Regions from separate parts of the Mus musculus genome. Here region 2 is linked to region 1. A link is a loop called in an ENCODE intact Hi-C map of the cell type or tissue named here. Cell type or tissue: heart. All regions are shown on one strand. Each heading gives the region's core, and the rest is flanking DNA. Links, peaks and the distances in the headings are about the cores only. Region 1 has its middle 62 kb from the start of Gm1720. Region 2 holds the start of Gm1720 (predicted gene 1720).

Region 1 (5,384 bases), core at 168-5,167:
TATATTGCAGGCACTAGAAGTCCTCTTTGTGCATTGATTCATTTGACGGGAAACCCTATAAATACAGTATCACCATCCTCAGCTCGTAGTTGAAGAAAATAACAATATGAACTAACCAGTACCCCCCAGAGCTTGTGTCTCTAGCTGTATATGTAGCAGAAGATGGCCTAGTCGGCCATCACTGGAAAGAGAGGCCCATTGGACTTGCAAACTTTATATGCCTCAGTACAGGGGAACGCCAGGGCCAAGAAGTGGGAGTGAGTGGGCTGGGGAGCAGAGCCGGGAGAGGCTATAGGGGACTTTTGGGATAGCATTTGAAATGTAAATGAAGAAAATATCTAATAAAAAAAAAGAAAATAACCAATCGCTGAACTGAGTTGCTGAAAGATCTGACTCCTAAGTTTGCGCTCATGCCCATCACCCCATGGTGCCTGTGGAGAGACGTACCTGAGAAGTTCTAGAAATGACGGTTCACTGTTGGCTCTTCACAGCAGGAGTCTTGAAAAAAGGAACATGGGATTATGCCTAATTATTGAGGGCTAATCTTCTTAGGACCATCAAAGCATCCATTCATGTCAGCTAGGATATTGCCAGAACAGAAACTAAATACACAACCAAATATGACTTAAGCAACAGGGGTCTACTAATAAACCTCATATAACAAGTCCTGGAGGCAGGAGGTTCCAAAAAGTTTACTCAGCACTTCAATAATATGAGAGCAGCAGCAACTCTTGTCTTTGTTTCCATTTTCCACGTGACTCTGTCCTTTTTATATTTCTCGTGGGTCTCTGATGTGGTCTTGTGTAGGCCGCCTCAGCTCCAGAGAGCAGGTATAAGTCAGAAAGGGATAAAACGGCTTTACTCTGGAACTTCCCAGATGTTAGCTCCCCCCTCTCTCACTGGCCAGGATAGTGGCTCCTAGTCTAGACACAAGAGATGCTGAGCAAGAAAGTTTCTGATACTCTCTACCATAGAAGATGAGTTTAGCTGAAACCAAAAGAAAATGCCCAACACAACAGAAGTAAAAGGAGTCTGCAACAGGAGGCCAACCTGGAGGACTCCATTTCACTTAAATCCCATGTGGAAGCTTTCTTTCTTCCTGGAGTCTGCTGAAGTCTGGGAAACCCAAAACCTGACTATTTGCCAAATCCATGGAAAAACAACAGGAGGTGGTGTGCAGAGAGCATGCAGCTTGACGATATCCTCTTTCAGGGCTATTTGCCAGATAGGCCCCAAACCAGCACATAAGGCAACCATGCTGCTCTCGTCATGGGGGCAGCATGCAGAGTATATTTAGGGGGCTTCAGAAACTGCCAACCAAGTCCAGGCCAGAGCAAAAAAGAAAAAAAAAGTGATATAGGGTTGCTGGGCCTAACCTATTATTCTACTTAGTATAGTACTTTGAGCATTTCCAGGAAGAGATGATAAGAATGTTTCAGCTGTGCATCCTGACCTCAAGAAAAGATCTGGTAGTCATAGTATGAACTTAGCATGTGCTATATACCAAACCTTTTTGAAGTAATTCATGTTGCTCTTGAATTTTCAGTGTATGCCTAGTCTTCACTGTATCCTATGAAATAAGCTGCATTTATTACTATCCCACCTACCAACATGGAGTCTGAGACTGAAGGAAACCTAGGCTATTTAAACCACGGCAAGTTTAAATAATCTTAAGATTGTAGTCAAATATTTTTGAATGATTTCATAAAGTCTTGAATCCAATTAATAATTTAAGTCAGTGGCTATAAAAAAATTTTCAGAAAAAGAAACACAGGGTATTATAAATATTATATGGCTCTATAAAGATCAAGGCACACTTTCAAACTGACTTTTTAAAAAAATAATGAGTCTTACCACAGGTCAGGCAGACAATGAGATCAGCCACTAAGACAGGACTAAGCTCCCTGGGTAGAAAACACCTGGAAGATCATTCATTGTTTATAGGTAGATGTGTTCGTGTGATATAGGGAGCCAGATGAATACCCAAAAGGTCAGAGACACAAAATATTTAAGAGTCTGCTGAAACCTATTCCCTGCTCTCCAAGGACACTTGTCAGAACCCCATCCTGAGAGAGCATGAAAATTCAAAATGGTTCCCAGAAATGCTGAGCGAACTCAGCTGTGTTGAGTGGAAGCAATACAGACGCTCTCATGGAAGTACTGAAACTTTCTTCCCCAGACTTGGTATGAGCAGCTCATCTCTGTCTACCTGGAGCAGTCCCTGATTTACAGGCTGAACTGCCACATACTGAGCCATCTCTCAGTTCTGGGAAACGTAGGATGCTTGCTTATCCTACAAAAGAGATTCCCTTAAATAAGAAATTCCCATAGCAACAACCTTTGACGTACCGATCAGAGTTCCTATATGTTGGGTTTCTTGTTGGAGTTGGGAAAAACTGCTAGTTAATGCTGAGGTATTGCGCTGTCTAAAACCAGTAGCCACTAGCTACAGGTGTCTACTAAGCACTTGGAATTTACACATCCAAACTGAGGTGTGCTGGGATGGGGGTGGGGAGTCGGGTGTGAAATAGTCACTCAATTTTTGAATCCATCACTACCCAAATATAAAAGCTTTAACATTTATTGTGCTGATTGCATCTTTGAAAGACAATATTCTGGATATATTGGGCTAAGTGAAAGATACTCATGCATTTAATTGCACCTCTTTATTTCATTTTAATGTGGCCTTTTAGGCATGAAGATGGCATGCATATCTCTCATATTTCAGTTAGGGATAGTTCTTCTAAAAAGATAATTCTAAGGACACTGTCTTTATTAAGAGCAAGTGTTTACAAAAGCAAGTTAAACAGTAATTAGTTGAGCTAATGGGAGGTGTGCAAGAGAGAGGTGTTTTGGAGGCGTTGCCTTGATGCTGCTAAGGCAAAATAGTGACCAAAACAGAGTCAGGCTTTCTTAGGACCAGTGGCTCCAGACCAAGAGACAGTGTGCATAAAAATAACTCCAATGACTTCACTGTTCTGAACATACAGGCTGCTGGCTCCTTTCATACAGTTTGAATCTTTTATGACCCTAAGATACAAAACACACTTTTTCAAGCAATAACTAATGTACTCTAAAGACTTTAAAAAAAAAAAACAACAACAAGCTTTTGAGTTTGGACCAAGTCTTCACTTTCCAAAGAATGTAATGATGATAATAGCTTCTATAGGCAAAAATCACATTTGCAAAGTTTCTATACAGTTTTTCTTCAGCTATTTCCATTTGAGAGTAATTAGACTATGAGGTTATCTGAACAATTGCTTTGAGTGGGGACATGTGTAGTTGCTGGCAAGCATGCATGTATATCTGTGTGTGTGTGTGTGTGTGTGTGTGTGTGTGTGTGTCTGTGTGTGTCTGTGTGTGTGTGTCTGTGTGTGTGTGTGTCTGTGTGTGTGTGTCTGTGTGTGTGTCTGTGTGTGTGTGTTTGTGTGTGTGTGTGTGTCTGTGTGTGTGTCTGTGTGTGTGTGTGTCTGTGTGTGTGTGTGTCTGTGTGTCTCTGTGTGTGTATGTGTGTGTGTGTGTTTGTGTGTGTCTGTGTGTGTGTGTGTCTATGTGTGTGTGTGTCTGTGTGTGTGTGTGTGTGTGTGTGTGGTTGAAGGTGGGTGTCTTTGACTTCCGCCTTATTTTTTGAAACAACTTCTCTCCCTGAACATAGAGCTCACTAATTTGGCTAGACTGGCTGGCCAGCAAGCTCCCAAATCCTCCAGTCTCTGCCTCCTCAGTGCTCTAATCATATATACAGGCATATGCTGCTGGGCCCACCTTCCTAGGTGGGTACTGGGGATCCAAACTCAGGTCCTCATGCTGTTTGCCCAGTCCCAAGCCGCTGGCCCCTGTCCAGGTCTCTTCACAGCTTAGCTTCACACCATAGCCTATCAATGCCTTGAAACCAGCTGTGGTATACTCATACCTTGGAAATTGGCAAAGGCTACCAATCAGGTTGGTCTATTTTGTTGTTACTTGTTTAGTTCCACTTCTGGAAAGCTGTTTATTAAATATTTAACAGTGTATCACTAGTTACAGCTCAAAAATATGAGGGGAAAAAGATTAAAAATACATGTTCTAGAAAACATTAACAGAACATGCATTCCCTGCACACAAGAATTGATTCTCTTAAAAGTTCCTTTAAAATTAAAGGATCTGTGCTAGCTTCAAGGTCTGCGTCACAAGAAAGTACCTATGCTACACCTTTCTCTTCACAAGGCAAAGACAAAAATCATTCAAAACTGAGTGAGCTGTCATGTCCAGGAAGGGAGGGAGCCATCCCCACCGTTCTAATACAGTTGGTGCTCCTAGATTTCTGTCACCTCTCTCCCTCCCCTTCCCTTCTATAACTTGTGCCCCTCTCCTTTTTTATGTGAGTTATTATACACATACAAACACATAGATATATTTGTTACATGGATTTTAAGACAAAGAGCTAGAAGTTCAAGAAACCAAATAACCCATGCAAAGAATTTATCCAAAAAATTTGTGATAGTATGCTTTCTTTTCTTTGATAGCAAAATAATCTGCCACTAGGAGAAAAATATGAGCTGGAAAGGAAAGAGGTTATGGGTGCAGAAATCTATATATACCTAGTATGATATCACTTCAATCATCTGCAGTTGTCTCTCAGCAAATCAAGCCTGGGTTTTTTTGCAATTACTTCATTATTTCCCAACAAGAGAATCAGATTAGATAATGAGGGATGAATTTCAGATTGTGCCTCCTCGTGGAAGTTTGCCATTGACAGTGAGAACGGCTCTGTGATAAACTGCTCTAAATTGGTACATTAGGACAACCATTCTCTCTTAACTCATCCTCTCCCAAGTCCAAACACTTAAATGAAATAAGAAAAATGTTTTCCAGATGGCATCTCAAGTTTTTAGAGTAGGCTGGATTTGATGACACATGCCTCCACTTGGGAGGTGGAGGCTGGAGGATCAAGAGTTCAAGGCCAGTCTCAACTACAATGGGCTGTACCCTCAAATTGTGAGCCAAAGCAAAGCCCTCCTACCTTAAGTGGCAGGGTATTTGATGGCAACGATGACAAAAGTAACTGGTGCATCTAGCTGCTCTTGTGGAATCAAAATCTTTTTCATAGGTCCTTGGTGGCAAAGCTTAATGTAACAAACAGAAGAATGTATATTGGCTTTATCTTTTCCACTTAGCATGAACATCTGTGTCTATAGCTACAGGAGCATGGATGTGTTTGACTATATGGCACTACCCTGCTCTACTGATAGTGATATTACCTGTCTCCGATGTCAGAGTAAGAGTGATGACCACAGACAGTAAAAGATGGGCCAGCAGACAAAGGTTCTTGAGAAATAAACATATAGCTACCAAAATCTGGAAGGGGACTGTGAGTTACTCGACTAACATTCTGGATCAAGGAGGTT
Region 2 (5,384 bases), core at 319-5,318, 64 kb after region 1:
GGAATCAGATGCCTTTCTTACCTTGAACCAGAAGAGCCTTTCAGGCGAGACATTCTAGTTTCTGTAAATGAAAGGGAAAAAAATTTTTTTCTTCCTTTGTCTGCAACAAAAGGGAAGCAGTGGTTATTTCAATGATATCCATTCAGCACATGCTAGTTGGGCAACTATAATATGTAAATTCTGGACACTAAGTAGAAATCAAAGAAATGTAAGTCTGCTCTTATTGACGATTGTGATACAAACAAGGAGGGAAGTGTTGAAAGGAGCAAAGATTAAAATGCAGCTCTCGGGGTGGTGGGTGGAGGGGGTAAACTCGGCAGTTAAGATAAAGAGAACACTGGCTGCTCCTGAGGAGGACCCAAGTTCGACTCCCTGCAAAGCGTGCACATGCTGATGCACATCTGTAACTCCAGTCCTGGGGAGTGTAATACCTTCTTCTGGCCTCTGTGGGCACTGCATGAACATGCTGCAGGCAAAACACTCAGAGGCAGAAAAGAAAATAATCAATAATTTTTTAGAAGGAGTTGAAGAGAGAGCTGGTAGATGACTCAGTTGTTAAAGCACTTGCCTCGCAAGCATGCCGACCTGAATTCAGACCCCAAGAGCCCTTGTAAAAAACTGGGCATGGTGGTCCTTACCTGTAAGCCCAACAATGACAAGATGACAAGCAGATCCTTGGAGCACACTGGCCAGCTAACCTAGTCGGCTTGATGAAGTTCTAGAACAGTGAGATAGCTGATCTTCAACAAAAGGCAGAAGGCACCTAACGCCTAATGTACCTTTGAAATTATTTTCTGACCTCCAGCTTCATACACATATGCACATGCGCACTTGCATACACATGGGAGAAAAGATGTTTGAGTTAAGCCTCATTCGTGTGAACAATCCATTCAGAGCCCAATGTTCATTTTAGCTTTGGTTTTCAAATCCCACTTAGCCTGTTATGGCACAGCCTTTTCCCTGACTTGCTTCTTCAGTGTCCAGGTACCTGCTTAGATCTATGTAGCACACACATATAGCCGCAATACAACAACCATTCTGTCTCGCAACTGCTCCTAAGAGCCTCCATGTCACCAGCTACCAGCCAGGATCAGAACAAGTTTGTAGCAAGAGCTTTGAGGGAAGGGATAGTATTGTTTTTAAGTAAACTTTTTAAGGATAGAGATCAAAAGGACCGTCTTCTCATAGGACCTGGCCACCACTCCTGCATATTGTATCCACGTTAACAGATGATATCACTACTTAAAAAAAATAGAGACTGGTAGGCAGTTCAAGAGAAGAAAATGGTGACAGATGACAGTTCCCATATGTTGTCTCTCCAAATCAAAGAAAGAGTTTAAGATGATTGATGGTAAATGTATGCCCTGCCCTGGCTGAGAGCCCTCACACTAACCCTGTAGGCTGAAAGACATAAAAGCTGAAATTCACCCTCTGCTCACTTCCAGGGGGTGAGTCACCAACAGCCTTCCTCACGTTTCTCTGGGCGGAAAGCAGGAGACTTTCCAAACAAGGCTGGGGTTTTGCCGTTTCCTTGGCTCCCTTCACACATAGCCCAGCCATGACCACATGCAGTGACAGGCAGGAACCCATTGCCTTATTTGGGAATGCTGTGGCCCTCTTCGTAGGAGGACCAGAGAAGAGTGAAAAGTCCACATCGAAACCACAATAGCTGACAAAAATAAAGGGAACTCGATCAAGGAAGAGGACAGTTTATCGAGAACAAATATAGAAAACTGTCTGATTTCCCGAATTAGATATTTCCAGGCCCATGGCTTTTTATAGGTCCTTGAGGAAAATACCTAGACTCTTCCATTTTCCTGCAATGATGTCTCCCACTTGCCTTCTAGCGGTACTGCTGGTTGTCTGCAGTTAGCAGTTACTGCTAAGCCAGCTGTTTTTACAAAGGATATTATGTGGGTTTTATTCACCCATAATCCTCTGGGCTAGTACTTCACAAGCCTTGCTCCAGCATGTGCTGTGTGACATTCATTGTGTACCGCTGACAGCAGGGACCCTGTCGGTTCCACCCCACCCCCAACAAAAAAGTAGTGGTGCGGTGAGAAAGAAGAGTAAGCATGTCTGAGCAAGACAGTTTCCCATTAGGAGGGCAGAACTGAAGCAGAACCCTGCTGATCTCCACCGTGCAGGCGAGGCCTCCGCAGAGAGGCCGGGCTGCTCACCCTAGACGAAATGCCTAAAGCTGTAGAGAGACAATCCAGGGATCCTGTACCCTGCAGAGCTCAAGGTGGCTCCCCGCAACCCTTTATTTTTTTTTACGCTGGTTTTCTCCAAATCTAAGGTAGCCCAGTGCTGACAACGAGAAGCAAAGTGAAGCCAGGAGGCTCTGGAAGTCTTGGGTGTGTCGTCTCGTGCTGGAATGTGTGTCCATTGTCAGCTCCAGGATCCCAGAAAAACAAAACAAAATCTCTCCTCCGAGGGACGAGCCTGGTAATTCACTGGTAGAGGGAAGAGCGCCCTCTGCTGTCGCTTGAGATTTTCTGGTTTTGATTTCAAAGACAGCCGTCACACTTCATGTAGAACAGATTTAGGACATATTGTCTGCACTAAATAAGAAAGACACCCTGGGTGTAGACTGTATTAACCAGGTTGTGTTCTGTGTCGTGTGAGAGAGGCCTGAGGGATGACTGGGGAGTCACTTGAAGGCCATTTCATGTGGCTGCTGAGAGAACCATAGGAGAGGTTCTGCAAGGTGTCCATGTCCAAGACTAGAGATTGAACGATTGTTGAGAAACAGCGTTTTCTTTCAGTGGGACTGTGGCCTAGCCAGAACCTCCATTAAATTTCCCTATCTTTTCCCCAGGAAGGCACTCTGAGTACATACCTCAATTTGTTTCTTTGGGAAAGAAAATATGCTTTCCTCATTTATTTCCTCATAAAACCAAATGGCTTAGCTTAGAAATGCTTTATGAAGATAAGAATTAAAGATAAGCACATGTGACCCACTGTTATGAAAAATCCGTTATGTAACTCAATATGCTACCTTAGGGACATGTATGAGTTTGACCCAGACATTCACTTGCCTTAGGAGCTAATTCCAAATGCAATTTGCAACTCACACTTAAATCATAGTTATAATTAATGATTGGGTGATGGAAATGGCCACATAATAAAAGGCCATAAGTGACATGGTTTTAATCCCTTGGTGTTGAGGGTTGGTCTGGTGCTGCTATGTATTCAGATGCTTAATTCTCTACCCCAAGATCTGGTTGCCCCAAGACAAAGTCAAAGACACCAGCTTTTGGTATACAAACCTTGCTCCCCAATTTAAAACTTGGTTAAATAAAAATGTCTACAACCAATTACTGAGGAGAATAGAGAAAGGTGGAGTTTGAGTTACTGGGCTGGGGGTCACAGATAAGGACCACAAAGAGGAGGGGAGAGGAGAGGAGAGGAGAGGAGAGGAGAGGAGAGGAGAGGAGAGGAGAGGAGAGGAGAGGAGAGGAGAGGAGAGGAGAGGAGAGGAGAGAAGAGAAGAGAAGAGAAGAGAAGAGAAGAGAAGAGAAGAGAAGAGAAGAGAAGAGAAGAGAAGAGAAGAGAAGAGGAGGGAATGAATGTCACCAGAAGACTTCCTAGAAAGGGCTAGGTTGTAGACACTTGAACTATACTGGTAGTCATGGGCAAGACAAGGAAGAAGTAACTCTGAAAGACCCTACAGAAGAAGTGATATGGCAATCCAGTGGGACGGTGAGAGGTCAAGCAGAAGGCAAAATCACGGTCTCAGTGCCACATTTATGCTACTGTAACCAAATTCCTTACCCTAATATAGATTCGCTTACTGCTAATAAAACAAACTGCAGTGTTGAACCTTCAATTTTGAAATAGTCAAGAAGGGTTTCCTCTGAAATCCCCTTCTGGTTGTCTGTTTCCCTCTCTTCCCTTTATGTGCCATCATAATTAGCATGCACATGCATGTGATCACTGCTCTGGGGTAGTGGTTCTGAACACGAGGCAATTTTGCTCCTCAGAGGACCCTGTCTGTGATGTTTAACTTCTCCTAGGGAAATGGGGACAAGTATATATTCATCTCAGGGCACCAGTGACAGACCAAGGGAACAATTCCATCCAAGAATCTAGCATGGTAAACTAATATGTTGACTAGGGTTAATTACAGGTGCAGGGATGACTCAAAGACAAATCTGTCATCAAAAATCACATTCCAGTATAGACAATGAATCAAGAAAGCTACATCCCTGGAGATCCATGCAGGCAGCTATACCCAACCCTACCCCAGCAACTGCCCCCTGCTTTTATAACTTTGGAGAATGGCCGTGTGAATTTTCTAACTTTTCATGCTTGGTAAGTTTTATGAGCTTCCTGAGCCTTGTAAATTTCCTTAGGTTCCCCAGTCTCTGGAGTCTCCTTCACCTACCTGGGAGTGAAGGTTTCAATTTGGCTATTCTACTATGTGTAAACTATTTTGTGTCTGTGCCAAGACCCAATTGTCAAATAAGTACTGTGAATGAGAACCCTTGATCAAACCAACCATATCTACAAAGTCGAGAAGGAAGAACCATTCTGGGAGAACTTTTCATAAAGCAGATCAGGGATTCTCGATTGGAGATTATTTTTGCCTGTCAAGCAATGAATGGAGATGGTTTTCCTTGTCCCAGTCCAGGAAACAAATTGTTGCTGGCATTTAATAGTTGCAGGCTAAGGAGGATACTACGCATCTTACAATATACCAGTGGTCCTAAATAGTGACAGTGCCAAGATGGAGAAATCCTGTCCCAAGATCACTTGTGCTAAAGCCACAGGAGTCCCCATTGGTGTTTTCACGCTCTCTTTTAACTGTGCACTTTGGATCCTGCACTTCAGAACTGTCTTTCTGCTTCCAAGCTAGTTTTGAATGTCTAGACGTTACACAGCTCTAACACAGAAACAAGGGTCTGAGAAGGACGTTTGGCACAAAACCCAGCCCTAAAGCAGATTCACACCAGAGAGCAGGCCAGTTGGCCGACAAGGTTGAGCCAGGACAGGCAGTAAGGACCGAGACAAACCATAGTCACAATTCAAAATGACACTCAGCACCAACGGCCCTGCCAAAGACACTCTGTCCTGCCAAGCACAGGGACAAGGTGGCTGAGTATGTGGGGCGGTAAAGACTTTTACTGTAAAGTCAGACTGTTTCTGAAAAGTCATATGATGGGATGGGCAGTTTCAGTGAGCAAGGTGAGGCTTAAAGAAGAGGCTCATTCCTGGAGCAGGGCCCATGACAAGGGAAAGCTGGGACCCTGACTAGAGCTCACACCTCACCTTTAAACCCATATATTATTCCATTGGCACCCAGGGAGATATGTGAAATTGTGGCATTTTGGCAGGGCCAAGAACTGTGAAGTATCTGAGAGCCAATCCATCTCACAAAC

Evidence for each region. Hi-C counts contacts between places; a loop is a spot of excess contacts. Peaks named below come from ENCODE experiments on the same cell type or tissue, not always from the same donor. Only the 100,000 strongest peaks of a DNase experiment are listed, where the experiment ranks them.
Region 2: a loop joins it to region 1, with 2.6 times the contacts of the local background. A loop is called at or near these places in 3 of 42 quality-filtered maps.

Annotation. Positions count from the first base shown.
Region 1 is chrX:166,721,763-166,727,146 of GRCm38, reverse strand. No RefSeq gene overlaps it. Among named protein-coding and RNA genes, the nearest start is that of Gm1720, 62 kb to the right of the region's middle. In heart, for the core only: no CTCF peak of the experiment used is centred there; no DNase peak of the experiment used is centred there.
Region 2 is chrX:166,658,121-166,663,504 of GRCm38, reverse strand. Gm1720 (predicted gene 1720) reads right to left here and starts at 1,480. Exons shown (of 9, transcript NR_046015.1): 1 at 1,429-1,480; 2 at 639-718; 3 at 22-61. In heart, for the core only: CTCF peaks have their summits at 444 (motif pointing left), 1,836 and 2,474 (motif pointing left); DNase peaks (open chromatin) are centred at 1,464 and 2,314; H3K4me3 peaks cover 580 bases; H3K27ac peaks cover 1,061 bases.